Linked DNA regions of Homo sapiens: all the other regions are linked to region 3. The links are chromatin contacts, found by Hi-C in ENCODE. All regions are on one chromosome and are shown on one strand. Each heading gives the region's core, a stretch centred on a gene start or an enhancer-like site at or near the end of the contact. The rest is flanking DNA. Distances are from core to core; before and after follow the strand shown. Region 1 holds the start of CDON (cell adhesion associated, oncogene regulated). Region 2 holds the start of RPUSD4 (RNA pseudouridine synthase D4). Region 3 holds the start of APLP2 (amyloid beta precursor like protein 2).

Region 1 (2,700 bases), core at 173-2,672, 4.0 Mb before region 3:
CTGAGGGTGGGGGAGAACTACAAAATGTCATAGAATGTTTAGAATTATGCTGACAATAAACTCATTTCATTTTCTAACACCCTCCCCACCTTCCTCTCCTTGGAGACACTGTCCACTAGGTATGCCAAGTGTCAGTTGGGAATTTGAGGGTTATGTTATCAGCGCCGAAAGGAATCAGAATTCACTGACTTGGCGTCTTTCATCTTTACTGGCATAGGCCTGAAAATAAATCTCATGTGAGCTTTTAGTCCAACCTCCTGTTTTTCAAGGTGTCTGGTTTGGGACACAAAGGCTGACTTTCTGTTGATGAGGTTCTCTAAATTCTGGATTCCCACTGGAAAGCAGTCTGCCCTTAAAGCACCTGCCACCCTCTGTCGTCCTGATGAGGAAGGGCAGGCATTCTGGAAACAGCTCCTTTTGGAGAGCCTTCCACCTGATTTGGTGGGGTTAGGGAGAACAATGAAGGGAAGGGCAAGAGAGTCTATCTATCCCCCTCAGTGATTTATTGCTGAAATTCCTAGATGTGGAGAGAAAGCAACAAAGGTCTGGAAGCTGCCGACTGAAATAAATAGCGAGCTGTAATGTATTTAGCAAATGATAATGCAATCCACAGAAAGCTTTACAGAGGAGAAGGAAAAATACACTCCCTGGGGCTGGGAAGTCAGTGAGTCTTGTGAAGGCAGAGAAAGATACATTGTGCAGGAAATTTCTCTTGCTTCTCCCTACACATAAATCACTGTCTCTCGCGGGCGCTCTGCAGGGATGGAGATTGAGAGAGGCCAGGGACCCGGCTCCCTTGGGAAAACGCGCGGGCGCCCTAGCTCCCCGCTCTGCGGCATCTCACCTGCCCCCGAGGACCATCGTCAAGAAGAGGTTTCGTCGTGTCACTGACACCTCACCCCGCCTCCTCCCGCGAGGTGCCTCCGAGCCCCCGAGGACGCGGAACGCCGGGGCTCCCCGCCGGGCAAGCATCAGCATCCAGACCCCGCACGCAGCCCTGCACCCCCACGCCCTCCAGGGAACGCCGGCCCGCCCGTCCCCGGGACCTCCCGTCCCCTAAGCCAAGGCCCCCCAAGCCCAGTGCCCGCGCGCCACCCCTCCCTCCGACCCTGCGGCGGGACCCCCACCCCCGCACCTCTCCGCGGGGCTGGCTAAGCCTCCAGACCTCCTGCGCTGCAGCCGGCTCGGAAAGCCACCCCCAGGTCATCCCCCCGCGCGCGCGCGGCGGCGGCTACGGTGGCGGCGGCTGCGATCCGAACGGGCCCCTCCATGCACCGCGCAGGGCAGAGGAGGGAGCGGCGCCTCGCACGCCGGGGCTGGGGCGCTGGGCAGGGCGGGCGGGCGTGGGGTCCCGGGTCTCCTCGCACCTAGCCGCGCGAGCCGGGCTCCCGGGCTCAGGGGAGGGGAGCTGAGGGGCGGAGTCACCGGGGCGCGCCCCCGCGGCTGCGCTCCTCCCCGCCGGGGAGCGCGGGCACGTAACTCGGAGGGTGCTGGGCCGGCCCGGAGCACGCGAGCAGCGGGAGGAGGGACCGGGGAATGACTGACGGAGGCGGGCCGTAGAGGCCGCTGTGCCCCGCCGGCCCGCACCCGGCCGGAGTGTGCGCGCGCAGCCTGCCAGATCAGCGGCGGGGGCACGGGCCGTACCAAGTGACGGAGGGGGGCACGCTCTGGGCAGGACCCTCTCCTCGTCATTGACCTGCCTACTCTGCAAGAGAGATACCCCAGGGGAGCATAGAAGAGGCTTTTCTTGGGTGTAGGACAGGTAAGGGTGAGTTGCCTTACCAAGTCACGGAGATTCCCATCATGCCTGCACTCACGCTCCCCTCACCTTTCATTCCCTTGGAGAGACGGCTCTTCTGGCAGGTCTCCAAATGGTCGACTCTGTCCCCCGAGGCCCCGCCCTAGCCTCGTTCGGGCCCCGCCCTAGCCTCGTTCGGGCCCCGCCCTAGCCTCGTTCAGGCCCCGCCCCTCGCCCCGCCCCGCCCCTCGCCTCTACCTAAGTTCTCTGAGCCGCCAACGGGTGCATCCCTTCTCCCGGTTCTTGCCTGGTCTCTCTTAGGGTTCCAGCGGCCCACCGCTTATACCTCCTTCGCCTTTCCACCACTTTCCATGTTTAATTCCTTAGGCAGCTTCATCTGATTCCCCCACCACCACCCACCCGCCCTGCCTGCACATAAACGCAAGCAGGTAGCAAAACTCAGGGGCTAGGAGAGGCGTGGTGTGAGCCTTTGGCCCCAGAGTCTTTCCAACTCGTCCGTTGGACCTGCCCCAAGTTATCTGAACTCAATGAACTTCAGTTGTTCAAACAGAAAAAGGAAAAATAAATTTCTATTCAAAATGTTGCTGTGAAGCGTAAATACGATACTTTGTGAAAAGCACCTGCCACTCAGTGGGCATTCAAGGACTGTAACTTCTTTATAAATTGTTATTATTAGCAGTTAGCTCTTTTTTTTCCCCATCATCATTACTTACTATTAGCTTAACTACAAAAGGATCCCTAATAATAGTTAAGTTTATAAATACTCAGTACTGAACTTCAGGAGAAATATGCCAGTCCTCCCTTACCTTCTTACGTGAATTTTAAAAAGAAATGCTTTGAAAGTGTGGTATTGTTCAAGCAGGTTAGCTTTCTGCATTAGCTAGATTCAGGGTTTTTGTAAAGCCCCTGGAAAGAAAGTCAGTACAGGACGGAAAAAAAAA
Region 2 (2,992 bases), core at 271-2,770, 3.9 Mb before region 3:
TTTTTTTGACCTTGGACACATTACTTCTCTTTCCAACTTTGCTTTCTCGTTATAAAATGTAAATATCTGGAAAACAACTTCATTGGGGAATGGAAAGGCAAAAAACTGTTGCGAAAATAAAGAGAGAAAAAAATTATACAAACACTTGGTGATGTGATTTAATTCCTTGTCTTTGTGAACAACTATCTCCGTATCTCCCCAAAAAGCATTACCTTCTTCTAGCTAAAATGGGCCTTTTCCCTCTTTCACAAATGCATTTTTTAAATCAATCTTTCCTGATTCACTTCAGCTGTCCCTGACAACTACATGCAACATCTGTTGAAAGACATTTGAAGGTCCACTAAATTCCAGTCACTCTGGGGTTGTATGTTACATATACTCCAACATACATACACACACACACACACACACACACACACACCCCCTTTTTTCTTATGTATCATTTTCTCATTCCCAGTTCTGATGGAAGATAACCTTTAGTCTAGAACCACACAGCCTTTGTATATCTCTACAGCGATCCCTGTAGTCTGCACACAGCGTATTCTACGAATTGCTTACTGTCAGATGTTTAGAAAGGGAGGACTGTCTTATTTATTTATTTCTGTGTTCTCGGTGGTTCCTTATATTGGACGGTAGTTTACAAAAGTTTAATTAATTTGAATGCAAGGCTTTAGAGTGCACCACAAGTAACGTCTCAGTTTTCCTCGGTTGTAGCAGAAAGCAGCTGCAGGTTCCTCCACCTTTCCCGCGTGGTCCTTACCATGCACAGGGAGACCGTAGGGCTTATTGATGACCACAAGGTTCTTGTCCTGGTGGAGAATTCCTCGGGTCAGTGCCTTAGCAAGCACGTTGGGGTGGACTCGCTGCAGCTGCCGTGTGAACCGCACTATTTCTTGCACTCTCCGCTGAACAGCGTTTGTGGACACCTAGGGAGAAAGAAGGAGCCGTGGGGAATGCCTGGTGCGGAAGCCGTGGAGAAGACCTTCCATAAAGGTCTGGGTGAGAATCTGAGTAGGGAATGACTATCTTTGCATCAGACCCGCGCCGCCTTCGACTAATTTGAGAGCAGAGATACCCATCTGTCTAACCTGCGTACCGACGCAGTGGTTAGGACTGAGCCTGACAGTAGCCAAAGATCCAGCTCACGGGAAAACACCGTACCCTTACTGACCCCTCCCCTCCGCCTTCTCCCCATTCTCCCACCTTGCGTCCGGGCTATTGACTCACACGCTTTCACTCAGAGGACCCTCCTACCTACTCCCCGTCTGGGAAACCAATGAGCGCACTGCCTCTAGGGAGTTCTGGTCCCTTTGGACTCACCGGCTCCTTCTTTGTGTCTTGTTCCCGTTTCTGGGCTCGGAGCTTCTCCGCTAATCTCTGGGCATTTATGGCCGTAGAGGCAGCGGCAGCGGCACAAAATGGCTTTGAGACGAGAGTGAAGAGACTCCCGCAACCTTGGCCGTTTCCCCGGATCCAGGGGCCCGACGCGCTCCACCTGGGCGCCGCCATCTTACAAGGAAGGGCGGGGCGAGCCAAGACCACGTGGAGAAGGGCGACTACAATGAGGCGGGAGTGGGTGGGCCCTGCAGGTCACGTGGTGCGGGGTGGGGCCTGGGCGAGTCACGTGGGGACGGTGCGCGCTCAGTGCGGCTGCGCCGGCCGGTAGCTGCAGCTGGAGCAGTGGCGTTTGGAGGAGACTCGGTGAGTGTGTAGGGAAGCCGGGCTGGGGCTGGGAAATGCCGGTGCCTCAACGGTTTAACGTTTTCTGCGTCCCCGGGATTTCCGTTCAAGAAGAGCACTGGTCTGAGAAACGTTTCTCCTTTTGGTACACGATCCCACTCAAAAACTCCTCCCCGCCCCCGCGCCCCCTTAGGAGCGATGTCCCATAAACGCTCGCCCCAGAGCCCTCCTAGGCACCGACGCCGTCCCTCTTAGCCACTGAATCTCCGGTGATCCGCCAGTCCCCTGCGGGACGCGTCGGGGACCCTCTTGATCGGATGCCCGGATCTCTGTAGTCTCTCCACCCTTCATCTTCCAACTCCCAGCCTCTTTGTTTCGCGTTGTAACCTGTACCCTTCTCCTAAGGATGACGGCCCCTTCCCTTATCCAGGGCCCCCAGCACCTATTTCCTACTTAGGAAGCACTGTGAGTGTTTTTTCTGCCCTTCCTCAAGAATTCATTTCTTGGGGGTCTCCTCCCTACCTTCCCTACTCCTCCTAAAGAAAAAGCTGAAAGAACGGAGCACAGACCTTCACTTTTCCTGTTTCCTTTATTTTTCCTCTCCATAGTTTGCAACCACACCATACCTCCTCTCACGAGATGCGATGTTGGGATTCCCTTGCCCGAACTGCAGGCGACTCCCTCTGATTTCACTCAGGGGTGGCTGGGAAGATAAACATCTGTTTGGGATGGTAGTGTTAAAAATAACTTGGGATATACCTGCCATTTGTTAAGAGGAAAGCTTATGCTGAGTTCAGAAAGAATGTCCTGAAAACTAATGGATCTGTGACGATAGAAGGAACAATTTTTTAAGACTGCTTGGAATGAAGGCTGCCTGAGGAGTTATTAGAGAATAGGTAGTTGAATTAGATTTGGGTTCTACACCTCCTAAAGGGTTTGGCAGAAGGGAGCCGTACCAACAAGAAACAAAGTTGATCAGGTGGAGCTACTCATAGAAGACTCAAGTTGAAGAGTTTGAACTAGAGGTGATACGTAGTGAGGAGTCTTTGAAGCTTTTCGAGTAGGGCAGAGAGACTCCTTGAAAGTGGAATTCTGGAAATGAATCTGGCAGTTGAATGCAGGACAGATGGGGAAGGAAAGGGTTTGATAGTGGGGAAGGAAAGGGTTTGATAGTAGGAAAACTAGTTACAATCTAGGTGGTCAGTGATGAGGTCTGGTCTTTTCCCCCTACACTGTAACTCCTTTGAGTTTGAATTAATTGAGTTATGCAGGTCAAGGCGTACTCTTGGCAGCTGCTGTTGATCTGTGAGTC
Region 3 (2,802 bases), core at 141-2,640:
AGTCTTGTCAGTGACCTGAGAGAGGTATGGAATAACTAGGGAGCGAGTGCCACAGTGGGAAACATCCCTCTGAGCAATCAGAAGCGATATTTCAGCCGACTGAGCCGAGGAACAGTGAAAACGCTTCCAACAGGCAGATGTTGGGGAGAGGACATTGCAGGCGCAGAAGAGTGTTAGGAAGGGCTGTGAAATGGAAAGGTGTCGTCTTGGAGGAATCGGGCAGAGCCAGTTTACCCACAGGGAACTGGGCATGTAGGGGAGAGTGGTGCAGAATAAGGCTGGAAAATCCCGAGTTCTTACAGGCGCACTCGTCTACTCCGCGGACAGTCTCTTCCTTTCTATTGTCAGCGTCCTGGGGGTAGGGTTGTGTTATGCATTTAGTTGAACCTGAAGGGACTAGTCCAGGTCTCTCAGAAGGCAGTACCTAACTCACAGGCGACTGAAAGGAAACAAGGCCAGCGGAGCCCTGGCGGTGGCGAGGCTGTGCCAATTGCTAAATGGGGCAGCAGGACGTTTTTCTCTACTGAAGTGGCAATGCCGCGGAGCAGGAAGGCAGAGTAGCAGGTCTCCCGCTAGTGCGTCTCAACCGAAGAAGCGGCGTGATCTCTTCCTAAAACACACGAGGAAGGGGGCCTGGGCTGTGAGGCCGGCGTGGTTCTTGCACCCCTGGTCTCTATCCCTGCCTGGGCAACTGCTGGGAAGGAAGGGTCGGCAAGAGGCCTAAAGACCGGAGGCCAAGGGTGCGGAGCGCGGCCGGACTCAGAGGCGAGGACCCGGCGGAGAGGCCTGGGCGGAGCAGGGCGGGAGAGGCGCGCCCTGAGTAGGGCTCGGGGGAGGACGATGGCTGCCTCCTGCGGTCCTCCCCCTGCCTCGGGGGACGGCCCTTGGCAGACCGTCCCGGACTCCTAATTCATCCTGTTTTTAATAAAACCATTTCCAGAATCAAAAAGAGGGCGGTACCCAAAGGAGTCTGAAGAATGCCCAGCAGGGGCAGGGGAGCGGGGCGTGCCCGTATCGGGAGGCTGAAGGCTGACGGACCAGCGCAGCAGGGACAGATAACCGCGCCGGGGGGCGGAGGCCAGAGCCAGCCCCGCGCCCACAGGGTTGCGGCCCCAGACCCGCCGCGCGCACGCCCCCGCGCCTGGCGGCCACAGGGTCCGGAGCGGGGGCGGGGCCATCCGCGGCCGGGGGCGGGGCCGGGCGGGGGGCGCGCGGTTGGACCGGGCGGGAGGAGCAGGCTCTTCCATCTCCTGATTGGGTCTGGACCGCAAGGGGGCGGGGTCTTGAGGGGTTCTGCGGGCCGGCATTGGGAGCCGCAGAAGGAGGGCGTGGTAATATGAAGTCAGTTCCGGTTGGTGTAAAACCCCCGGGGCGGCGGCGAACTGGCTTTAGATGCTTCTGGGTCGCGGTGTGCTAAGCGAGGAGTCCGAGTGTGTGAGCTTGAGAGCCGCGCGCTAGAGCGACCCGGCGAGGGATGGCGGCCACCGGGACCGCGGCCGCCGCAGCCACGGGCAGGCTCCTGCTTCTGCTGCTGGTGGGGCTCACGGCGCCTGCCTTGGCGCTGGCCGGCTACATCGAGGTGGGGACCGGGCGAACGCCGGAGAGTCGTCTCCTTCGCCCGCCGGAGGAGCGCGGACTGCGGGCGGGCAGCGGGGTCCGCGGCAGGGCGGGCCGGCGGTGCGGCGCCGGGGGTCCGGCTCTGCGGCGGGTCTGGCGCGCCCTCCCCCGCCCGTCCCTGCTTGGCGCAGTGCTTAGCGCTGGAGGTCGGGCTGCCTCAGCCGCCGCAGAGGCCAAATGAAAGGCGTCGGGGCTGCTGGGGGCGGCCGTCCGCCTCGGCCGACCCAGCCCCCAACCCGCCCGCGGCGCCGCCACCTCCTCCGGGGACCCAGTGCCCCCGGGCGCCCGCCCCGCCCTCCCCCGGGACAATGCCAGGGCGCTCCTCTCCCGCCGGAGTCCGCGGCTGGGCTTTCTCCAGGGGCGGCCCCGCGCGGACCCCGTACGCTCCCTCGCGCGGCACCGGGGCCTCGGCTCCGGGCCTCCCACCTGCGAGCGGCGGGCTTCGCCTTTGTTGCCAGGTGGACGCGGCCCCGGCCTTCGCGCGCGGCAGGGATGCTGCGAGCCCCGGGGGAGCTCCCGCGCCAGGCCGCCCGCTGCTCCCTCTGCCGCCTGGGGCCGGGTCGCGGACGCGCATTTTTTAAGTGGCGCTGTTTGCCTGCGTCCGTAGACCGAGGAAACCCGCTCTGGGTGCGTTGACCGCTTTCGTGAGGGTTTCAGTGAGTAGGGAAGGTGCCCGCGAAGGCGTGTAAACTGTTGGAAAAATCGTCCTCTTCGGGTGTCAGAATTCCATCAGTGGTTGTGCTTCGAGGTCGCACCCTGAGCATCCCCGCTGCGAGAAAGGCGAAGCGGCAGGGCCGGGGGTTGGGGAGGCCGCGGGAGGGGGCGGGGGCGGCGGGGTCCGCGGTGCGGGCCGGAGCGGGCAGCCTTGGAGGAGCCCTGCTGTGGCCGAGGGAGACGGCGAGCTTGATCTTTACTTCCCTTCTCGAAGTGGTGCTTGAACTGCTGGTCTGGAATGTGTAGTTCTGGTGTCGTTTATTTCTTCTCCCTCTTCGCTCTTTTAAAAATTACAACTGGTTTCTGCATACTTAGCTAATTTCAGAGAGACCTGAAGACTGGATTTGATTGGGCATTAATTGAGAGCTTTCTTTTAAAGACCTCAGGTTTAGAATATATTTACTTCTACAGAATGTTCAAGTATTTCCACGGGTAAAAATAAATCTAATAAAAAGCCTCTCTGATGGAACG

Evidence for each region. A loop is a pair of places that touch in the nucleus more often than their neighbours do. Pooled maps may share reads with other maps.
Region 1: a loop to region 3 is called in a map of naive thymus-derived CD4-positive, alpha-beta T cell, with 39 times the contacts of the local background. The contact joins the promoter of CDON here to the promoter of APLP2 in region 3. A Hi-C loop is called at or near these places in 1 of 168 maps with a recorded cell type or tissue (naive thymus-derived CD4-positive, alpha-beta T cell), 2 of 37 single-sample maps with no recorded cell type and 5 of 50 pooled maps.
Region 2: a pooled map shows a loop between it and region 3 (13-fold over the local background). The contact joins the promoter of RPUSD4 here to the promoter of APLP2 in region 3. A Hi-C loop is called at or near these places in 5 of 50 pooled maps.

Annotation. Positions count from the first base shown.
Region 1 is chr11:126,061,444-126,064,143 of GRCh38, forward strand. CDON (cell adhesion associated, oncogene regulated) reads right to left here and starts at 1,423. Exons shown (of 20, transcript NM_001378964.1): 1 at 1,136-1,423. RefSeq lists silencers at 1,181-1,850, 1,921-2,010.
Region 2 is chr11:126,210,130-126,213,121 of GRCh38, forward strand. RPUSD4 (RNA pseudouridine synthase D4) reads right to left here and starts at 1,521. Exons shown (of 7, transcript NM_032795.3): 1 at 1,321-1,521; 2 at 761-926. The coding sequence starts at 1,509. It overlaps FAM118B (family with sequence similarity 118 member B), which reads left to right and starts at 1,653. Exons shown (of 9, transcript NM_024556.4): 1 at 1,653-1,701. RefSeq lists an enhancer at 1,306-1,535.
Region 3 is chr11:130,068,504-130,071,305 of GRCh38, forward strand. APLP2 (amyloid beta precursor like protein 2) reads left to right here and starts at 1,391. Exons shown (of 17, transcript NM_001142276.2): 1 at 1,391-1,579. The coding sequence starts at 1,475. LOC107984432 (a long non-coding RNA gene) reads right to left here and starts at 1,146. Exons shown (of 2, transcript XR_001748444.2): 1 at 961-1,146; 2 at 1-610. RefSeq lists enhancers at 82-582, 583-1,083 and silencers at 1,000-1,229, 1,620-1,749, 1,820-2,279.